2 separate regions of the Homo sapiens genome follow, and region 2 is linked to region 1. A link is a contact called in ENCODE Hi-C or POLR2A ChIA-PET data. All regions are on one chromosome and are shown on one strand. Each heading gives the region's core, a stretch centred on a gene start or an enhancer-like site at or near the end of the contact. The rest is flanking DNA. Distances are from core to core; before and after follow the strand shown. Region 1 overlaps CECR2 (CECR2 histone acetyl-lysine reader). Region 2 holds the start of ADA2 (adenosine deaminase 2).

Region 1 (5,935 bases), core at 2,050-4,549:
GTATACTTTTTTTGTTTTTTTTTTCAATGTAATCATATTCATATATACATACATGCAGACACATGCATCAATGTATGGGCGTAGGCCTTTTCTAATAGACTGATACTACCCATGCTTGCCTGCACATTTTCTATCTTGTGCAAATCTCTCCAAGTCAAGTGGTATAGTGTAGGTCCATTTCATTCTATTAAAAGGTGGGCTAATACTCCACGGTACGCAGGTAACATCCTATTCAGCCACCCCGCTAATGACGGGCTTTCACTCTGTTCTCCATTTTAGGCCACACAGAACCACGCTGCAATGACATTCCTTGTCCATTGCACGGCAGTTGTTTTGTACCCATTGATTAAAATTCCAGGACTGGCATTACTGGAGCAATGAGAGTACATATATTTATGTATTTTAAATTTTAATAGGTACTACCAGATTGTTTTTCAAAAAGGCTGATCAGTCTAATTTTTTTGTTAGTAAAGTATGAGTATTCCTTTTCCTTTCCAATACAGATATTACTTAATAATTTTTGCCAGTCAGATCTTTTCAGATATTTTTTTTTGTCATTAAGATTTATTCTTTTGTGACTTGAAACCTACTCATATCCTTTGTCCATTGTTCCACTGGGCTGTTTGTATATTATAATATTAACCGTCTGTCATCTGCTTTGCAAATACTTTTTTCTTAAATCTGTTGCTTGTCCATGTTTTTTTATGCCTTAGAACAGGAGGTTAGTAAGCTATGGTCTACCACCCATTAGTATAAATAAAGCTTTACTGAAACACAGCCTTCCTTGCCCATTCATTTTTGTAGTAAATTTGGTAACTGGAACAGAAATTATCTGGCACTCAGAGCCTAAAATATTTAATATCTGACCCTTTACAGAAAAAAAATTGCCAATACTAGCTATACGGAACATCCAAAAAAAAAAAAAAGGGAGTGTTTCTTCTCCCATAGAATTCATGTTCCAAAAGGATTTTTATGTGTCTTATTCACTGCTAGAAAAAATATCTAGCAAGTAGTACACATTAATTTTCAGAATTAATGCTAGGTCTTCTTGCTTTTATATATACATACTTTAAAAAAAATGTGTAGAGATGAGGTCTCACTCTGTTGCCCAGGCTGGTCTCTAAGTCCTGGCCTCAAGTGATCCTCCCAACTTGACCTCCCCCAAAGTGTGGAATTCCATGCATGAGCCACCATGTCCAGCCAAACAGTATTAATATAAGAAAAAAAGAAAACAACTTTTTTTTCTTAGCGATTACAATTTTATTAAGTTTCACTGTGAAAAATCAATAAGAAATAACACACTGAAGTTTTTCAGCTGGAAATCATCCCAATAATGACATACCTTATGACAGGGTTGTTCAATCTTTTGGCTTCCCTGGCCCACACTTGAAGAAGAATTGTTTTGGGCCACACATAAAATATGCTAACACTAATGATACCTGATGAGCTTTAAAAAAAATTGCAAAAAAAAAAAATCTCATAATGTTTTAAGAAAGTTTACGAATTTGTGTTGGCCTCATTCAAAGCCGTCCTGGGCTGCAGGCGGCCTGCGGGCAGGTGGGTTGGACAAGCTTGCCTTATGGGAAAACATTTTGGGCTCATTTTGATGTTAAATTGAGTAAGTTGTTTTAAGAGACTCCATATACAGGAACCAAATCACGGTACTAAGGACAATTTACTCTCATTATAAACTACTTGTCAGTCGACAAGTCTCATCAAAGTGATTAAATATTTTCAACCCAAAACATGTGATGAGAAAGGAAAACATTTTCCCCACTAAACTTCTCAATACTATACAACTTTAGGTTCTGGGCTCAGCTTGTCTACAATAAACACAAGATAAGCCCTGTTCAGGTTGAAAGGGACTCATTTTTGAAATGTTCTGTTTGTAACGCATGTCATCTGGGGCATTTTTGTTGTTACTTTGCTTCCAAGCATAACTTTACAATGCATTATGATACTACTGCATGTAATATTCAGCTTGCTAAAGAAATGCATTTTTAAAACCCCAAATATAATGTACAATTCTTTCAACTTTTCTGTTCATTTGGAAGTTTTCATAATAAAATACTGGGAGGAAATATTCCTAGATCACAGAAAAAAATTTTCATTAACATTAAAGTCTCATTTCTATTACTCCACAAAAGAAACTTTGTCCTTTTAAACTATTAAGTTACAGTGAGTAACATCCATCTTTCAAATTCATGGTCAACATTGGTTAACATTCACACTATACATCCTTGAAGTCGAAGGAAATTTTTCCTTTTATCTTTGTAGACACTATGGAAAACCTTCATCACTCCTGCTAAGAAGCAGTGATGCTCACCTTGCATTTTAAAGTCTGACAAACTTTAAAATTTTTTTTAATCCCTATACTATTTAGAAATTTCTATGGTCAACAGTGTGACACCTTGATAAGTCAAAGCATACATAAAAAGAAGTCATAAAAAAGCAGGAACTCCTACTTACAAAGTATGTCTACAGTAATATACTATGAAAAATCTATTTCAGGTCCTCAGTGATGGTATGGATGGGGAGGTACATAATGAAAAAGAAATATCATATGATCAAAAACATGTCGAGGAAGTGTACGTATGTGAGTTCCAATAAGCTGGAATTTAAATAGAAAGGTTGAAGTCACAGCAAGTAGATGAAAGGCGGCCCCTTTAACATTTGCTCCTGGAGTCCAGCAACTCTCAGCAGTTGGCTGGAGACTAAGCTGGCCGATCCTGTGGAGCTTCAACAAAGGGACGAAACAAACTGAGTCCCCAGGGCCCCCCTCCCGACAACGCGTGAAACAACTTGATAAATGATTGCTCTGTCAGGGGATGAGGAGATGGAGACGTCTGGGAGCAGAGGGGGAATGTATCTAATTTAGGAGGCCAAGGGGGAAGGGGAAGACATGGAAGGCAGAACCGCAGACAGGGGCAAGACCATCTAATGGCACTAACACTCGAGCAGAGAACTAGAAACAAACACCAGACAACCCAACAGCATCTCTGAGAGCTGCAGTCATCAGACTGCAGCAAGAGACTTGTCAGAGGCCAGTTCTCCCCAAGTCACTAGGATTTTAAAAGGAAAGTTTTCACCTTCCACAACCCATTCTCCAGCCTCAAGGCCAAGCTTCAGAAAGTGCTGCTCTCATATTACTTCATTCATTTGGGGATGACATGAAATACAAAATCCTTTTCCCCACCCCCAGTTCCTGCCTAAAGATTGCTGATTCAGGCCTGAAAGCCAGAGGCGCAAGAGCCCAAGGCTTAGCTCACTTAAGGAAACATTAATTACCCTGAAACAAAAATAGGAGTTCACATCTGGGGCTCAACACTTACCTTCTCCTCCGCCCCTTTTTCTAGAGTGTGAGCACCCGCTATTTATACAACCTCTTCCTGACTGAGGACTGATACTGGTCCCGCAGGACTTCCCTGTCTGGGGAGAACTTACTGGTGACAAACTCAGTCAGCATTGCACAGGCATTTCAGAAGTAGGAACAGAGGCAGCTCAACTTGAGAAAAAGGTTGTCAGAATTGGAAGTAGTACAAAAGCAGTTTCCCACAGAGTAGCTGGTTAATTCATAAGGGATACTCTGGCAGCTTAAGCATCTGATGAAAGACCATTAAGGAAGTTTACAAGTCAAAGGTGGGAACAAGCAACCCAAGTCTTTCTTCCGTCACTCCAGTTTCTTATTTTAGGAACTAGAGACAGCTAATGTTGTTGCTATAATAGAAGTGCTGTGTTGTATTATTGTGCATAGAACTTTATTTAAATGTTGAATTAAGCTTGGGCTGTAGTTGGCATAATTTAAGCTAACAGCAAATGGTACATCAAGAAACTAAAGGCCGGGTGCAGTGGCTCACACCTGCAATCCCAGCACTTTGGGAAGCCGAGGCGGGCAGATCACGAGATCAGGAGATCAAGACCATCCTGGCTAACACCGTGAAACCCCGTCTCTACTAAAAATATAAAAAATTAACTGAGCGTGGTGACACGCACCTGTAGTCCCAGCCACCCAGGAGGCTGAGGCAGGAGAATCTCTTGAACTCAGGAGGCGGAGGTTGCAGTGAGCTGAGATGGTGCCACTGCACTCCAGCCTGGGTGACAGAGCGAGACAGACAGAGGGAGGGAGGGAGGAAGGGAAAGAAAGAAGGTAAAGAAAAGAAAAGAAAGAAACTAAAGTTTCAAAAAATTTACCTTTGCTTTGCCCAGCACCCTTGGAGGATGACTGATAATTCATAGCTATGACCCCAAATCTAATTTAGTACAGTGTGTTTCAGAACATCTGATGTATTAATTAATTTGGCCAGAGAGACACTGTATAAGGGATGGGATGACTATGAGAAAAAATCACCGTTTCACTGGATTAAGTTGGATGGTCCTGCTCCTGTTTTTTTTTTTTTTTTTTTTTTTTTTAAGAATTAAAAGAGCTCAAGGGAGTCTATTCTAGACTCCCTAGAATGTGTTTGTGGCCTGTCCAGAATTTTCACTGGACCAAACAAAAATAGAACTTGCTAATTCCCCAGACATCTTTCTTGTCAGGTTACACAGTTCAAAAGGTGCTGAGGGCTTCCTAAACTTAGAGATGAGAGAAGAGGCACTGCACCATGGATCTAACTTTTGTGAATTCTAATCAGCAATTCACAAAAGTGAGATCTTACAATTATAAAACCCGGTCTCCAAATTCTACCTTGCTTTCCGATCTTTCTGCCAAGGTCTGAGTCTTAGAAATATTAGCAAATTCCTGTTCATGGACTGTCAATCTGAAAAGACTGTCAACTAGTCAGTTTCATGGAATGCATAAGAAATTGCAAACTGGTAGCAGGCAGCAACGTTTGTTTTGGTCTGTAGTTTTGTTTTGCTTTTCACTGGTTGTCCAACATTAAAAAAAAAGAAAGAAAGAAAGAAAAAACTTTGGAGGAGCTTACACAAAAATCTGGGTATCTCCCTTTGCTTGAAAAATCAAGTCTGACTGATTCACAGTTCTTCATGACTCAGCTGGCACTAACAGGGGGCTGCCTCTTAGACTGGACATGGATCCTCCAACTCATTAACTGCACATCCGGCCCCATCCCCTCCATTAAGTTACCTGTCTGGCCCTGCAGGCTTCTGAGTTTCGACATTAGCCCTACATCAATGAGGAGCAGGTTAGCTCGTACTTCAACAATACCCCATGTGTGTTCCTTCCTTTCTTTCCATCAGTGCCAGATAATGCTGGCTGCTCTCAAGTCCCCCTTGACTTGACACTATCCTTTCACTGTAACACCCAGGATTCAACAAAATACTCTCTGACTAGGTAAAAAGATGAGACTCACTGCCTTTATTCTGAACAGCAGTAGGTAAAGGTATCCCACACCCAAAATGACCACAAAAGAAAGTGCTCAAGAAAATACACACAAACAGAACATAAAACAAGACAGGAGTGACAGCTTAGCTACGGGGAGCAGCAGGGGGGGTGCGGGCATAAAAAGAGTGGGGGGTTCTAATCCATGGTGGGGGTGAACTTATTTCTAGACTGCTCGGAAAGTGATTAAGGCAGCAGCCTAAAGGGTTAGTGTCCAAAAAGAAAAGTTAGACTACTAACTTAAGTTGCCCGTGAAGAAGGCCTACTGTACTGCCACCATGTAAAGCGGTGAATCCTAAAGCAAGATTCTTGCACTGCCTGCATCAGAGTCTCCAGAATCCGGCCTCAGAAGCTGCATTTCAAATTAAACAATCCAAGGTTCTCAAACACTCAAGTTTGGAAAACAACTAAATTCCACTACAGCTGCCTAGAAGGATGGGTCTGGACTCAGAGCATGACCTCTCCTGGATCCTTCCTCGCCTTCGTTCAAGCTGACTTAACGTGAGTGGCCTTTCCTCTGTGTTCCCACTCACCTTGACAGAACAATAGTCACACCATGCTTTAACTGTTCATTCTCCCAAGAGAAGCAAAAGGCCT
Region 2 (5,935 bases), core at 2,271-4,770, 220 kb after region 1:
CTAAAAATACTTTGGTGTTTCAAAACACAAGTTCCCAGTGTCTGGAAAAATCACTTATGCCTGGTAACGTCTATTCCTGGGCTCCACTTTTGCTAATTGTGTGTTCCTCCAGGGATCTGCTTCCTTGTGCCCGGTGACTCCCCCACTACTTCAAAAACCTTCCATTTTCTTGCTGCCAGGGAAAGCGGTGTGGTGGAACCCACCTGGGCCTGCAAGGCCGTGCTATGCTTGTTACTAGCTGTGTGACCTTGGGCAAGTTACCTTACTGCCAGGTGCTTCAGGGTACGCCTCTCTCAAGTGGGGATTGCAATAGTCCCTACCTTATAAGATTGCTGCAAGGATTAAATGAGTATATATACACACACACACATACACACACATATTTGTATATACTCATTTATAGGTATGTATTGCTGTAGGGATTAAATGTTATATATATATATATATATATATATATATATATATATATATATATATACACACACACATACATATATAATTCTTAATATGCCTTAGCAATTATTATTTCCATTTTCTTAACTCTGGGTCAGAGAATCTTATTTACCTCATATAACAATCATATATGCAGCACTTTAAACCACTGGTAACTCTGCTATACTCTGTTATAGGTTGTGCATAGCATATAATTCATGATATTGGTGTGAAGAAAGGGATGTTTTAATGAAAATACCTCTCAAATGTTTGTGTAGCCATAGATGATCTTTAATTCTGAAAACCTCTCCTGTCTCCAATTCTGAGGTCATAATCCACCTGTCTCTTCAGGCATCTTTCTGTTGAGGTTTAGTTTTGCAGTCACTAAAAGATGCCTTTGTCCTGTTTTTCTGCCCTGCAGATTTTCAGGTTCTGAACACAAGCCCAGTTTCTGCTTCTGATGATCATTTTCAATAGAGCATAAAAAACAGAGCCATGTTCCACGTTTTTACGGCCTCTGCACTTGGCAAAATATTCTTCCCGAATGGCCTCACGTGTGCTCCCTATCATCACGCCTTTTCAGCTAGGCAACGCTCAGAGTCACACCTGAGTGGAGGCCGACGCCCCTTTGGAGGCGACTCCAGCCATAAAAAGTCCTGCTTGGAGCTGGTTTTAGCCACAGAGGGCCAATAAATGGCCCCTTCTGAATGAGGTGCCCCTGCACCTCTGCAGAGCCTGCTGCCAGCCTCCAGGATCTAACTGGGCTCTGATTCACCGCTCCCAACCCCACATCCAGGTAAGTGTGCCCAGCTCTTGTCTCTGCTTCCACCTCAAGATCTGAGTCTCCACTCCCCAGAACCCGGCAGGTTCTGCCTGACAAGGACCTGCAGTCCTCTGCCAGCTGCCACACCCTTGCCAAGGTGTGACTTGGAGTCCTGGAGCCACCTTCGGAGATGTGAAAATTAGCTCCTACTTTTAGCTAAAGCGTTTGGAAAGAAAAGCTTGATCTTTAGCTTTGACCTGGTCTTTAAAAAAACCCTTCAAGGGGAACATCACACACCAGGGCCTGTCGGGGGGGTCGGGGCTGGGGGAGGGATAGCATTAGGAGAAATACCTAATGTAAATGATGTGTTGATGGGTGCAGCAAACCAACATGGCACAGGTATACCTATGTATCAAACCTGCACATTGTGCACATGTACCCTAGAACTTAAAGTATAAAAAAAACCCACAAAAAACCCTTCACATGATTTACTTTCAGAATTGGTGGTTTCCCTTTGTGCGGCGCTGGAATCAATCTTGTTTCTCCTTATTACTTGCGGTGCATTCTGCTTCCTCTAACTTTCAAAAAATTAGTGTTAAACTCTTTTTTTTTTTTTTGAGACAAAATCTCACTCTGTCATCCAGACTGGAGTGCAATGGTGCAATCTCAGCTCACTGCAACCTCCACCTCCAGGGTTCAAGCAATTCTCCTGCCTCAGCCTCCCAAGTAGCTGGGATTACAGGTGCGCACCACCACACCTAATTTTTGTATTTTAGTAGGGGCTGGTCTCGAACCCCTTCCATTGTGATCCACCTGCCTCGGCCTCCCAAAGTGCTGGGATTACAGGCATGCACCACTGAGCCCAGCCTAGTCTTGAACTCTTGATGAGGGAATCCCTGACCCCTCTGTGTTTTCACTTTGGGATTTCTTCCTGTTTATTAAATGAATGACCTTGGTACTTTTTGGAGAAAATGACAAAAAGGAGCATCAAGGCTCCAGATGTATGGGAGCTGCAGAACTGAAACTGCCGTGGGCTTTTGGGGGTAGATTTGGGGTCTTGGGGGTAGATTTGAGTGGGACTGGGGAGGAGTGGGGTGCAATCGAGTCTTTAGACCATGCATGTGACATGGAGGTCCCTGGTGTAGCCTCCCATGTCTGCATTTCTAATTGGCTTGGATGAGGCATCCCAATAGTTACTTCTAAGAATAGTCATGGCTAATATTTATCAAGAGCTTTCTATGTGGCAGGTACTTTGCATGTGTTTTTCCTTTAATTCTGACAATGGACCCTCTGTGGTGGGTGCTTTTATTATCCACATTTTCAGATGAGGAAACTGAAGTATAGAGAGTTGAAACAACTTGGTCGAGGCCCCACTGCTACAGTGCTAAGGCCAGCTACAAAGCGAGGTCTGACTCTGACCGTCCTGGGTACAGGAGCCTTGTCTGCTCCACTTGTCCCTTGGAGCGTTGTTCTTGCTGGTCCTCTTCACACCCCAGCTCTTGTCTCCTACCTCCTGCCCCCTCTACTGTCCTGTCCCCGCATCCCTGATTTCCCCCCTAAAACATATATTTTATTATAGCTACTTTTTACTCTCTGTCTAATGGGTTGCCCCACAGTCCACAATCACATTTTGAGGAAGGAGAACTTCCCAGAGTTCATGAACAGATTTTGGAGTGCCTCTTTGCGGTGCTTGTTTCCAAAACCAACATGCTGTGGACCTTTCAAAGACACAGTACACACAAACACACACACACCCTCCCTCCAACACAAATAAACCCACATGCGGCCGGGCATGGTGGCTCACGCCTGTAATTCCAGCACTTTGGGAGGCCGAGGTGGGCGGATCACCTGAGGTCAGGAGTTCGAGAGCAGCCTGACCAACATGGTGAAACCCCATTTCTACTAAAAATACAAAAAATCAGTGGGGCATGGTGGCGCACGCCTGCAATCCCAGCTACTCGGGAGGCTGAGGCAGGAGAACTGCTTGAACCCGGGAGGCGGAGGCTGCAGTGAGCTGAGATTGCGCCATTGCACTCCAGCTTGGGCAACAAGAGTGAAACTCTGTCTACAAAAAAAAAAAAAAAAAAAAAAAAACAAACCCCACATGCACATAAACCGAAACACACACGAACACACAAACACCCACATGAACATGCGCACAAGCCCCCCACATCAAACTCAGATGCACACAGCAAGCATGCATGTAAGCCACACACTTGCCACTCTGGCTGCCTCAGCACTGCAGAGCCCCTCTCCCCGGCCTCTAGTTGGATCCCTGGTGCACACTGGAGGGAAATAAAACCTACCCCAACAGGAAGTGAAACAGTTGGTGAGCTTTTCCGGTGCTCTGCACAGATGCTGGGGCGCTGAGCAAACAGCCCTCAGTTTCTGGAGCTGTTCCGAGGTAACTGGGGTCCTTTGGGAGCTGTGGGATGATGAGGTTCAGGAGGTAGCTGGGAAGTCCGGAGCTTGGGCTTGATCCACCTGCACCTCTCCCTGTCTCCATCTGAGCTGGGTCTGAGACTCTCAGTGGAGGAGTAACAGGCTTTCTCCCAACAGGCTTTTGAAAATGGGCCCAAGGGCATTTACTCAGGACCACAGATGCATGTGGCCTACTCCACTGTCACCAGGCTGGAGTGTGGTGGCACGATCTCGGCTCTCTGCAACTTCTGCCTCTCGAGTTCAAGCCATTCTTGTGCCTCAGCCTCCCTAATAGCTGTGATTACAGGCACCCACCACCACGCCCGGCTAATTTTTGTATTTTTAGTAGAGACGGGGTTTCACCGTGTTGGCCAGGCTGGTCTTGAACGACTGACGTCAGGTGATCTGCCTGCCTCGGCCTTCCAAAGGGCTGGGATCACAGGCAGAGCCACCACACCCAGCCTCCTTTCTTCTTAGTCTGGAAGCAAACTACTTTATGAAGTTTTCATGCATCCTCTTTTAAAAGTAAAAGGAAAATCTTGTGGAGGAGAGAAGATGAAGTAGATATAGCAATAAATTGTGAATAAGGATTGTTTTTACTAGTATTCAACCAGGCAGGTCTTGACCACCATTAGATAAACTTCTGTCTGGCAGCCTGGAAAAGTTCACAGTTGCTGGGACACAAATGCTTTTGGGGTCCTTCTTGGAGAGGATGGAGTTGAAGATTTGGGAGCTTGATGGCCTTTGTTATGTGTCACCAGGGAGACAGGGACAAGGGGCGGGGCTGTTGATGGAGAATGTGGCATGGGGTAGGTGGGATGGTGACATAGAAGTCACCGTGCTCCTGCCCTAGAGATTTTAGTAGCAGGCAAACACCGTGGTCAAAAAAGAGAGTCAAGGACTTAATGAAGTTAAAGGGGTTCTGCTGACGTCCAGCACTCTGATTTTGGGGGTACAGCTTCTGCCATAACTGCATATTGCTGATACTAGTTCCTTCTTAAAATTTTCTTTGCTATCTGATGTACTACAGAATAACTGAGCTGGGAAGAATCTTGGATATTAAAATGATTTAATGAGTAGCAAACTTTCCATTTTTGTCATATCCTTGCACCTCTATTTACTTAATATTTTTCTTTAACTTAAAAATTTTTCAACAAAAACAATAATAGTTACGATATCATGGGTTTGATGTGCTAATACATGTTTTAAAATTACCTATCTGTCAACATAACCCCTATCCATTTGTGAGCCACCTAAGATTGTATTTATGCCACTGATGATATTCATGCTGCACTTGGAAAACCACTGATCTTGTCCAAGTTACCTTTTTTGTAGGTGAGGACACTGAGATCTGGAGACGTTAGTGATTTGCCCAAGGTTGCACAGTTAGAATGATACTAATTTGAGGCTGTTCCTAAGGTCTCCTAATTTACAGTCTTGACATGTTCCAGTATGCTGTATCATACTTTCAAGTGTAGAGAAACAATCGTTTTATTTTCATTTTAAAAATTTTATTTACGTATTTATTTTTGAGACAGAGTCTTGCTCTGTCACCCAGGCTGGAGTGCAGTGGTGCAATCTAGGCTCACTGAAACCTCCGCCTCCCAGGTTCAAGAACTTCTCATGCCTCAGCCTCATGAATAGCTGGGACTACAGGTTCAATACACCACGCCTGGCTAATTTTTGTATTTTGGTTTTGCTATGTTGCCCAGGCTGGTATCGAACTCCTGGGCACCAGTGATCTGCCCACCTCAGCCTCCCAAAGTGCTGGGATTATAGGCATGAGCCACTGCCCCTTCTTAAATGTAATTCAAATAGATAACCCAGGTAAAGGAGCAGCATAGAGCCTTGTGTGAGGAGATGCTGAATACATTTCCTTCCTTCAGTCCCTGCTCGTTGCCACCCTGAACTGGCTGCTCTCTGCAAGTTTTGATAATCCTTTCTAATGCTAATGCTCTGAAATACCAAGATGCTGTACCTTGGTGTGGCCACAGAATGATTGACTGTGCTGTGCAAGGTACTCAATCTAAAGACTGTCAGTTCTGGGGCAATTTCTTGTATTCCTTATTGGCTTATTTCCTTCACCTGTTTTTTTTTTCTTTTTCCTTCTGAAATGTCTGTTATTTGGGTGTTGGATTTCTTCAACCAATAATCATCTCATTTTCTTTTCTCCTATTTTGCTTTACTTTTAAAAATATTTTCTTTAACTTCATTTTTAATATTGCTAGTAAATTTTTAAACATTCGGCTTTGCTGTTTTTAATTTCTGAAAGTTCTTTCTAATTCTCATTTTTTTAATCACCTCCTGTTCCTGTTTTAC

Evidence for each region. A loop is a pair of places that touch in the nucleus more often than their neighbours do. ChIA-PET counts read pairs that join two places held with the same protein, here RNA polymerase II (POLR2A). Pooled maps may share reads with other maps.
Region 2: a map with no recorded cell type shows a loop between it and region 1 (8-fold over the local background). The contact joins the promoter of ADA2 here to the enhancer-like site in region 1. A Hi-C loop is called at or near these places in 8 of 37 single-sample maps with no recorded cell type and 4 of 50 pooled maps. POLR2A ChIA-PET finds 5 or more read pairs at or near these places in 4 of 52 experiments (H1, WTC11, activated T-cell and 1 more).

The regions. Positions count from the first base shown.
Region 1 is chr22:17,434,160-17,440,094 of GRCh38, reverse strand. The region is part of intron 1 of CECR2 (CECR2 histone acetyl-lysine reader); the gene reads right to left. Among named protein-coding and RNA genes, the nearest start is that of CECR2, 68 kb to the right of the region's middle. RefSeq lists an enhancer at 3,969-4,529. Within about 2 kb of position 3,299, at least 5 of the 41 ENCODE cell types and tissues checked have a DNase peak (open chromatin) inside an H3K27ac peak, as active enhancers do.
Region 2 is chr22:17,217,020-17,222,954 of GRCh38, reverse strand. ADA2 (adenosine deaminase 2) reads left to right here and starts at 3,520. Exons shown (of 10, transcript NM_001282225.2): 1 at 3,520-3,599. RefSeq lists enhancers at 3,733-3,862, 3,873-3,942, 3,783-4,143.